Linked DNA regions of Homo sapiens: region 2 is linked to region 1. A link is a contact called in ENCODE Hi-C data. All regions are on one chromosome and are shown on one strand. Each heading gives the region's core, a stretch centred on a gene start or an enhancer-like site at or near the end of the contact. The rest is flanking DNA. Distances are from core to core; before and after follow the strand shown.

Region 1 (5,213 bases), core at 467-2,966:
AAAGACCACATTTGCAGCCTGGGCAACATCGCAAGACCTCATGCCTTAAAAAAAAAAATTAGCAGGCAGGGTGGTGCACACCTCTAGTCCCAGCTACTCCAGAGACTGAGGCAGGAGGATCCCTTGAGCCCAAGAGCTGGAGGCTGCCAAGTCCCTGTCCCTAAAAAAAGGACCACATTTGTTTTCTTCATAAATAGGAACAGTGAATACATCCTGCACACACTATTCTGTCATATGTAATATAATGAGACCTTTTATTGCATAATTAAATTAATCTCGTTCAAAGGTTACAAAAAAACTATTACATACACCCACTGCTTACTGAAAACTGCCAAGAGAAAAGTACTTTTGGAATTTAAGACAACGTTATGTAATGGAAAGTGTATTTTTGTTATCAGAAAAAAAACCCAGTTTGAATGTCAACTCAGCTACTCACCGATGACCTTAGACAAGTTGTTTAATTTGTACAAGCTGCGGTTAGTTCATCTGTAAGAAGCTGAGATAACATTCATTATAGCAGTGGAAAGAGATGGAGCAGGTTAAGGTTAAGTTGCACCTAACAAAGTACTCAACAAGTTAGATCCCGCCTGCCTTCAGTTGTCAGGAGTACATTTTAAGTAAACTGGGCATTACTGATCCTTAAGAAAATGGGTAAGTCAGAAAACTTCCCCAGTCAATTTTTAAAAGTCTTCGGCGATGGTTTTCTCACGTTGAGAGCCATGGTTCGCCCCAACTGTATTTTGGAAAGTAAACTTATTATTCTAATCCCCTTTTCTACAATAGAAAAACCTACAATCTTGTTTAAAGTAAACATCCCCCTCCCCGACGTTCCCCCCAGTCCACCAAAAAAAGACCAAAACTCAAACTTGCCTCGTTGTTAGGGGTTCACAAAAAAGTGATAGGGGCTTTCGGTTTTTAGTCCTTATGTTTCTAATTCGTGCATCGAAGAAACCGAAAGCGGGAGGTTTTGAAAGACACTAGTGCCAAATGGAGACCAAGACTCCGACTTAACTGTAAAGCTGAGAGTTTTCCAAGAAAAGGGAACCCCACATATTTGACCAAGATTCCAAGTTTCAGAAACCACCGCATCAGGTCTACTTGAGCCAGGAAAAAAATCCTGAGTTCGGAACGGGCCACCCAGAGATGGTTAAGCTAAAACTGCCTTCTTTTCTGGTCTCCAAAGTGAAAGCGAATCCTTGGCTATGTGCCTCACCGTCCCGCAGCCCCATGTTAACCCCGCAAAACCGCATCCCCCCGACCCTCCAGCAGCCTCCGACCAAGGAAGCTCCAGGAATCCCGGGTCGGCCTGGCAAATGACTTTGCAAAGCCGCATTTCCAACTCCATTCCCTACTGGACCCTCCAGAAGCACCAATGCCGACGTCAGGATGGGAAAAACTAAATCGACAGAGTACCAGCAACCTCGACTACGCTGAAGACCTCGAGGGCCCCTTCCATACCTGAATGTAGTCAGCGAAAAGCTGTACCCGCGCTCCGCCATCTTTACCCGAAGAGCCAAAGCACAGCCGCACACATGCGCACTGTGGCCGATTTCCTTTCATTTCCCCGCCCCTCACCTTTCCTTTACTCTCTATGATTGGAGGAGAGTCAGAGCTGCTCCAAGAGCATGCGGGGTGTTGTAGTTCTAAGAAGCGAGGCTTGCCCGATTCTGTGCCTGTGCGCATGCTGAAAGCAGGGGCGGGACCGGGGCGGTCTTCCAGCAGGGAAAATGGCGCTGGCCATGCTGGTCTTGGTGGTTTCGCCGTGGTCTGCGGCCCGGGGAGTGCTTCGAAACTACTGGGAGCGACTGCTACGGAAGCTTCCGCAGAGCCGGCCGGGCTTTCCCAGTCCTCCGTGGGGTAGGTAAAGAAGGGCTCCGTGGGAGAGGGGGCTGATGACGGGACCTCGGGCAGCGTAGCAGACGCAGCTTACACAGTTCGCCCTCAGCCCCGGTTCTGATCCGCGGCCTCATGTCGGGGACGTAGTTCGTGACATTCCCATATTAGCGAGAACAGAACGACTGTTTTTGCGCTCCCTCCACCGCAAAAAAAAAAAAAAAAAAATTCCTCTGCTTGTTCCATTCGTACACAGAATGTAACCCAAGCTTGTGTCAAAGATAAATCATAGCCAGCCAGTAAGTAAAGCGCTGAAAACAGATTTTATTCAGTAACTACTGCAGGTAAAGAGCTGAGCTCCATCCCGGTTTGTGCAGAGGTGACTTTGGGCGTTTTAAAGGGAGAATGAGCGAGGCGGGAGTGTAGGGGCTCTGTAGAGTCAGAGAAGTGTAGTATAGTGAAGTCAGTGCAAATGTGATTAGCCGGCTGTGTCTGCTAGCTCGCAGTTGTCTTAGGGAGAATTCTATCCTCCCGCAGAGACTGGGAGACAAAGGCCCTATCCTTCCTAATGATTAGATTTCGAAGGAATGGCTCTCAGGGCCTTGAAAGAAAAGCTTCCGAGTTAGTTGCAAGGGATACGTATTTACAATTATATGCCCTTTCCAGGAAATGCTCTAAGGGAGTTCGGGACCTACTATCGGGGTATGTTGGCCAAAATAAATAGGAAATTTTCCAGGCAGCGTTGAGCTTTCTCAGGCAGGCACTTTAAAGGGGGGGCCGAGGTCATCCTAGGATACAGCCTTATGCTGCTAGAAACTATGCTAGAGTTTGGTCAAGTCTGTGGAGTTCAGGGATTTGTACAGAGTTGTCCTGAGAGGACAGTTCTGCAGGTCTCACTTGGCATCAAGGCTCACCACTCTCTGGATCTGTCTTTCCTTTCCAGCCCTGCCCTCACCTCCCCTCCCGCTTCCCCTCTCCCCCCTCTCCTCTTCCCTTCCCTTCCCTCCCTTCTTTCCTCCCTTCCTCCCTCCCTCCCGCGCAGTACATGTTTTCTGTGGTGTTTGAGCTCTGAGGAGCTGAATTCTGTTTCCCATGTTTCACTTGGAATTAATTTTAATTGGAAGTATCTTGGATGTTGAAACTGTCATGGCTTTGGCATTTACATTCTACTCAATTTCTAAGCAGCCTGAAAGTGATAATATCCAGAAATATACCAAGAAAATATATGCCACTATATGCCAAGCAATGTGCCAAGCTTTCTACATGTACTTCCTGGGATAATCTTGACAACAGTCCCATTAGGTGTATACACTTTCCAACTGAAACAGTAGGCTCACAATGGTCCCAAGTTCACAGACAGTCCTGAGCCTGTGTTGTTAATCACCGGGGCATGCTTGGCAATACTTGTGGACATACTGAAAATAAATGCCAGTTGTTAAGTGTTAGAGAACTTTGTGTATTTTTAAGAGTTCTTAAGATCAAAAGAAGTATGTGGGCTGGGCGCGGTGGCTCACACCTGTAATCTCAGCACTTTGGGAGGCCAAGGTGGGTCCATCACCTAAGGTCAGGAGTTCAAGACCAGCCTGGCCAACATTGTGAAACCCTGTCTCTACTAAAAATACAAAATTAACCAGGCGTGGTGGTGCACACCTGTAATCCCAGCTACTTGGGAGGCTGAGGCAGGAGAATCACTTGAACCAGGGAGGCGGAGGTTGCAGTGAGCCGAGGTCACGCCACTGCACTCTAGCCTGAGTGACAGAGTGAGACTCAGTCTCAAAAAAAAAAAAAAAAAGTATGGCACGTCTAAGAAATAGCAAGGAAAGGGTAAAGGAATGTTGATTTTATAAGCAATTCAGAAAAAGAGAAACTTTGATAGTCACATAAATAAGGCCATACAGAGAAATGGTGAGCTGGCTCTTTTCTTTAGAGAGCAGACAGGAATCAAGATTAAATGTTATGAGGAACTAAGTGACTTAAGAGGTTGTATCATAAAGGACCTGACTCAGTTTGAATATAAGAAAAGGCAATTGGCAGTTACATCAGTGCCGGTCAGAAGTGTATTCAGGAAATCTGTCTAGATTTACTTGTAAATTAATCAGGTACTTACTACCCGCCAAGTATTAATAGAATGTGGACAGTTGAGTGATTCTTTGCTTGTTTTGTTCAAGTTAGGTGCCTATCAGAGTCCTGTATTTTATGAGATAAGAAACTTGATGGAATTTCACTGATCTTCTTTTCAGCAGGATCCGCTAAGAAAAAATTCTGTGTTCCTTAAAATTGTATAAGCTTTAGTGTATTTTAATAGCTAAGGTTTCTCATTATTGAGTTTCACATTCTAAATTTTATATATAGTTTTTGTGTGTGTGTATGTTTGACCATTGATTGTTAAGGAAAATGATATCTGTAAATAGTAATTTAGAAGCTAGAAACTAATTCTGTATCTCTTATGTTTTATTTCCTAGGACCAGCATTAGCAGTACAGGGCCCAGCCATGTTTACAGAGCCAGCAAATGATACCAGTGGAAGTAAAGAGAATTCCAGCCTTTTGGACAGTATCTTTTGGATGGCAGCTCCCAAAAATAGACGCACCATTGAAGTTAACCGGTGTAGGAGAAGAAATCCGCAGAAGCTTATTAAAGTTAAGGTAATGCATTGATTTTTGTGGGTGTGCTTTTCCTCAAGTCCTCCATTGAATAAGCTCATGGTAGATTCCTATAGCCTAGGAATAAATTATTATCAGATTATATGTGTCTACTTTCCTCTGGCCTAAATGAAATACAGTATTCTCATTATATACATAATGAGAAGGCTAGAGCCTGCTGTCCTCTAGCCTGAGTATTAGAAACACAGTCAAGGAAGGAGTGAGTTTGGAGACTGGGCAAGGAACGAGGCTGTGAGGTGCCTACATGACTTCTGAATTGTGAGCTGTGTCAGTCTTGAGCTGTGTGAGTTTTGAACTACAGATGAGTAAACATCCTAACTATGGCAGAGCCTAGAATTAAAGCTAGAAGCAGTAGGTATACTGAATCTTGGGTTTTACAAGCCCTTACATATTTGTTTTATTTTTTTATCATTTCCAACAAAATACCATGAAGGAAAACCCTAAGATAAGTAATATAATAGCTAACAACAATTAAGTGTCTATGATGTATCTCAGTGCCTTATGTTTATTATATCTCATCATGTCTTATAGCCCTCCAAAGCAAATAAGATATTCTTCATTATTAGGATGAAAAAACTGAGGCAAAAAGAATTTGCCTGTGGTCACACAGCTATGAAGCAGTAGATTTTCGAGCTCTGATTTTTGACCTCATGTTCTTTTAAAGATTTTCTTTGTGTTCTCCTATCCTCAGACAATTTCAGATTCTCCTCGCTGACAA
Region 2 (5,016 bases), core at 265-2,764, 2.2 Mb after region 1:
TTTCTGCCTCCCAGCAACACAAGGCCCCATTTTAAACAGGCCTTGCACTTCCACTTCACCTTACAGGGCTTGTTATCTGGGTCTCCTCCTCCCCCTATAAGACCCTTTAAAATACATCTCATCCTTCCAAGGCCAAACTCAATGTTGCCATCTCCAGCAATGTGTTACATATAGCCTTGATGTTGCTTTTAACAATTCTATCGGCCAGGCGCAGTGGCTCACGCCTGTAATCCCAGTACTTTGGGAGGCTGAGGCGGGCAGATCACGAGGTCAGGAGATCGAGACCATCCTGGCTAACACGGTGAAACACCGTCTCTACTAAAAATACAAAAAAATTAGCCGGGCGTGGTGGCGGGCACCTGTAGTCCCAGCTACTAGGGAGGGTGAGGCAGAGCTTGAAGTGAGCCGAGATCGCGCCACTGCACTCCAGCCTGGGTGGCAGAGCGAGACTCTGTCACAAAAAAAAAAAAAAAGAAAAAAAATTCTATCAGCTAGTCTAGCTCCCTACGGTGATTACATGATCCAGGGAAGACATGCGACAAGGGCAAGATAAAACGTTCACCTAGGCCTCATTTCTGCCAAAGCAGAATGTACGTTTGATCTTTCTCCACTTCCTGGAACTTGGTATATGGCCAGCACATTTTCTTTTTATATGAGGGGATTAAAGCAGCTGTAAAAAGCTTAGTCTAACTCCACTTAAAGAAAAAAAAAAAGAGAGAGAGATCAGAGAGTCGGAGTATTTGCCCAAACGCAACATCTACCACTTCCTGAGCCTAAGCACAGTGTAGAAATCTTTCCGACTTATTTTTTTGAGACGGAGTCTCGCTCTGTCGCCCAGACTGGAGTGCAATGCTGCGATCTCGAGTCACTGCAACCTCAGCCTCCCGGATTCAAGCGATTCTCCTGCCTCAGCCTCCCAAATAGCTGGGACTACAGGCCCGCGCCACCACACCTGGCTAATTTTTGTATTTTTAGTAGAGACAGGGTTTCACCATGACCTCAAGTGATCCACCCGTCTCGGCCTCCCAAAGTGCTGGGATTACCGGAGTGAGCCACCGCGCCCGGCCGCCTTTCCAATTTTTTAAGAGCCCTAAGAGCAGTTTAGCCGAGTAAACGGAAGCCCAGGAGCCAGACTTGAGTTTAGGCAAACAGCAATCCAAAACTTTAGTTCTAAAATGCAGAGAGAAAACAACTTGCACTAAGTCACGAAAACTGGCTCGCTGGGGTCATGGACGGTCAACAGGGGCGGCGTCTTCCAGGCCTGGCCGCGCGGGCTAGAGAGGAAGCGTGCGCACTGGCAAGCCAGCACGGAACGAGCAGACGGCCAGGCCCACGGCATCCCACCGCGTCCCAGCCTGCTCCCCAGTTCCACCGCATCCCAGGACCTTCCCAGCCACGCCTGTGTTGTGCACTCGAAACCCACGATCAGCCGCCCCTTCTCCCCGTGCCACAAGACCTACGCAGCGAGCACCACCGCTGACCTCCATCCGCCGCCCTAACTGTCCCCGGAACCATGAGGTGCGCGGCGCGCTTCCCTACGTCACTCGGAGCGCCGGCGGAAACGAGACGAGCCTCGCCCCGCACGTCCGGAAGCCACGCCTCCAGCTTCCGGCCACACCTTTCGGCGGGTGACATCTTTGCTGAGGGCTCAAGCGGAGCGATAGGTCATGGGAAACTTAGAAAAGATAAAGAACCTAGGAAGAAAGGCTTCGGTTGCCCCCCGACCAGTACGCCATCCTCATACGGAGTGCGGGAGACGACCCTTTGTTGTCGGTGCTGTCACCCTATCCCTCCCTGCTTGCGTAGGCGTAGGAGAGTTCCTAGGGCGGTGGAAGACTGGGCTGGTGGAGTGGGATAGGCGACGTTGAGGCCTGTGGGGGCTGGGAGGACGAGTGAGTGGAGACTGGGGAACTCCAGAGCGCCCACTTGCAGCTGGATTTTTATGTGCAATTTTCCTGATTTTTAAATAGTGGTGTTTAATTACAAAGTAAAGTGCAGGATAGCCCAAACGAAATGTATCTGAGGTCTATATATGGACTTGATTAATTTTTACTTCCTGCACAGCCTTTTATTTTCTGTGGAGTTAATAATTACTTGGCTACGCACGGTGGCTCACGCCTGTAATCCCAGGCCTCGGTGGGCGGATCACTTGAGTTCAGGAGTTCGAGACCAGCTTGGCCAACATGGCGAAACCCCGTCTCTACTAAAAATACAAAAAAATTAGCCGGGCGTGGTAGGGCGCACCTGTAGTCCCAGCTACTAGGGAGGCTGAGGCATGAGAATCGCTTGAATCCGGGAGGTGGAGGTTGCAGTGAGCAGCGATCTTGCCACTGCACTCAGCCTGGTTGACAGAGCAAGACTCTGTCGCAAAAAACAAAACAAAAAACATAAAAATAAATAATTACGTTTGTTTGTGTTTGTAAACTAAAAATAAAATTGTAAGCCCCCCAAGCACTGAACGGACCTCCTCTTAGCCAAGGAGACCCCAGAGAAACCTTAAAAACTGAGTTCCCAGCCATTCTGGAAAGGGAGGTTGAACACCCCTTGTTAAAGTAGAGATCATAAGACTAACAGACTTTGTGGTAGTAAGATACCAAATTATAAACAAGACCTAAGGCCGTGCAAGGCAAGGGTTAAGTCAAGCTTGCAGACCATCAATCTTGCTGAAGAGGTCTTTTTTGACCCAGTGTATTGTGGCTGATTCTGGCATACTATCTTAAACATTCTTTTCTGCTGACTCCAAATTTTACACAGAGCCTCACTCTTTTAACCAGTTGCAAATTAAAAAATCTCTTGGTCAAGCTGGCTGAGGTGGGAGGATCACTTGAGGCCAAGAGTTCAAGACTAGCCTGGGCAACATAGGGAGACCCTATCTACCCCTACCAAGAGATCTATCTATCTATCTATCAATCAATCATATATCGTGTATATATCTATGTATTTGAGTCCACATATAACTTGTAAACCCCCCACATCAAGACATCCTGTCTTTTGGAGCCAAACCAGTGTATACCTTCCACACATTGATTTATGTCTTTGCCTGTAACCCCTGGCTCCCTGAAATGTATAAAACCAAACTATAATCTGACTGCCTCGGGAACACTTAAGGCTTTTTGGGTTTGTATTTTCCTGGGGCTGTGGTCACTCATTGGCCCTGAATAAACCTCTTTAAGTAATTTACAGAGTTTGATTTTTCTGTTAACAGTTAATTAAGATTCCATGTATTTATCACAAATTCTACTCCAAATCCTTCACAAGTTGTCTGTCAAAAGACAATATTACAACAGATTTATAGATCTGTTAAAAGAAAAGCTTTAGACAAACTAATGGAGTTTTGTTGAGGAAAGAACCTTGAAAACATGCTAAGGGAAAGAAGTTAGACACATGAGGCCACATATTGTATAGTTCCATTTATATTTGCAATGTCCAGAGTAGGTGAATTGATAGAGTCACCTATGTGATGTTGAGGTGGGGAGAATAGGGAGTGACTTCTGATGGGTTTGAGGTTTCTTTTTGAGATGGTAAAAGTGTCCTGGAATTGGATAATAGGGATGGTTGCACAACACTGAGTATACTAAAAGCCACCTGTGACTTAAGAAATATATATGTGGTCTCTGCATAGAGCTTCTAAAACCCTTGTAACTTTTTTCTTTAGGTTTTCATTAAGGCATTTTATAAAGATAATATCATTTGTATTTATAAAATGTTTGCTACATATACATAATATATATAGTGTATATATAAATTTAAATATGCTCAAGTTACAAAGCAGAATTATGAAAAGAAACCCGTGAACCCATTACTCCACTTAAGAAATAGAATATTACCAATATTGTTGCAATTTTCTGAGAGTTTCCTCTTCTTTCTTATCCCTCCACCCCAGCTAATTGCTATCCTGATGTTTTTCATTTGTGTATGTGTATTTTAATTTAATTTAAAGTTCCAGGATACATGTGCAGGACGTGCAGGTTTGTTATATAGGTAAACGTGTGCCGTGGTGGTTTGCTGCACCTATCAACTCATCACCTAGGTATTAAGCCCTGCATGCATTGGCTACTTATCCTGGTGCTCTCCCTTCCCCCTGTCCCATGGACAGACCCCAGTGTGTGTTGTACCCCTCCCTGTGTCCATGTGTTCTCATTGTTCAGCTCCCACCTATAAGTGAGAACATGCAGTGTTTGGTTTTCTGTTCCTGTGTTAGTTTGCCAAGGATAATGGCTTTCAGCGCCATCTGTGTCCCTGCAAAGGACATGATCTCATTCCTTTTTATGGTTGCATAGTAGTCCATGGTGTATATGTACCACATTTTCTTTATCCAGGCTATCATTGATGGGCATTTGTAAAACACTTGTAACTTCTTGAATGATAGTGACATCTTTTGTTATTCATCATAAGCCCCTTTTAACCATACCTGAGTTTATGCCACTAATGAAGTGGCTTTTGGAAGATGGGAGCTGGTTATCAGAGAAACCAACCATGTGATTAGAGGGCTGAAACTTTTAGCCCCACCTCTCAACCTCCAGAGAGAGGAGAGAGGCTGGAGATTGATTTGATTACAGTTTATCTAAAAGAAGAAACGGAGGCAAAATTAATAAAAGTGGAGAGTTTACATTTGAACCAAAATGAAGACAGCTGCCCAGAAGACTCACATGCAAGTAACCTGGGATATGAGCTTCATTAAGCCTTTGTTACAAGCAGGTTTTTAAAGGTAAAAAAGGGGACTAGGCATGGGGCAGATAAAAAGTTGTTTGTCAGGAATTCTCATTGGTTTACAGAAATAACATTGATTAGTGATGGCTATACATTGTTGAATGATAGGGTATGAGTTATGTTGTGCAGCATGCAGTATTGTTAGGTTAATTTATAGCTACTTGGGGGGCAGTCAGTCTAGAGTCCACATAGCAAGCAGCTTCAAAAGATGATTATTCAGCAAGAGGGAGGAAGTGAGATGTGACTGCTGTCTCTTTCTCATGCCTTTTTTTGGGCCTGATAATTTAGAGGAAGCTCATATTCCTC

Evidence for each region. Hi-C counts contacts between places; a loop is a spot of excess contacts on that map. Pooled maps may share reads with other maps.
Region 2: a pooled map shows a loop between it and region 1 (25-fold over the local background). The contact joins the promoter of TBRG4 here to the promoter of MRPL32 in region 1. A Hi-C loop is called at or near these places in 11 of 50 pooled maps.

Annotation. Positions count from the first base shown.
Region 1 is chr7:42,930,660-42,935,872 of GRCh38, forward strand. MRPL32 (mitochondrial ribosomal protein L32) reads left to right here and starts at 1,717. Exons shown (of 3, transcript NM_031903.3): 1 at 1,717-1,857; 2 at 4,296-4,477. The coding sequence starts at 1,728. It overlaps PSMA2 (proteasome 20S subunit alpha 2), which reads right to left and starts at 1,515. Exons shown (of 8, transcript NM_002787.5): 1 at 1,459-1,515. The coding sequence starts at 1,499. RefSeq lists an enhancer at 1,666-1,895.
Region 2 is chr7:45,110,183-45,115,198 of GRCh38, forward strand. It overlaps TBRG4 (transforming growth factor beta regulator 4), which reads right to left and starts at 1,515. Exons shown (of 11, transcript NM_004749.4): 1 at 1,461-1,515. RefSeq lists enhancers at 1,214-1,923, 1,287-2,042.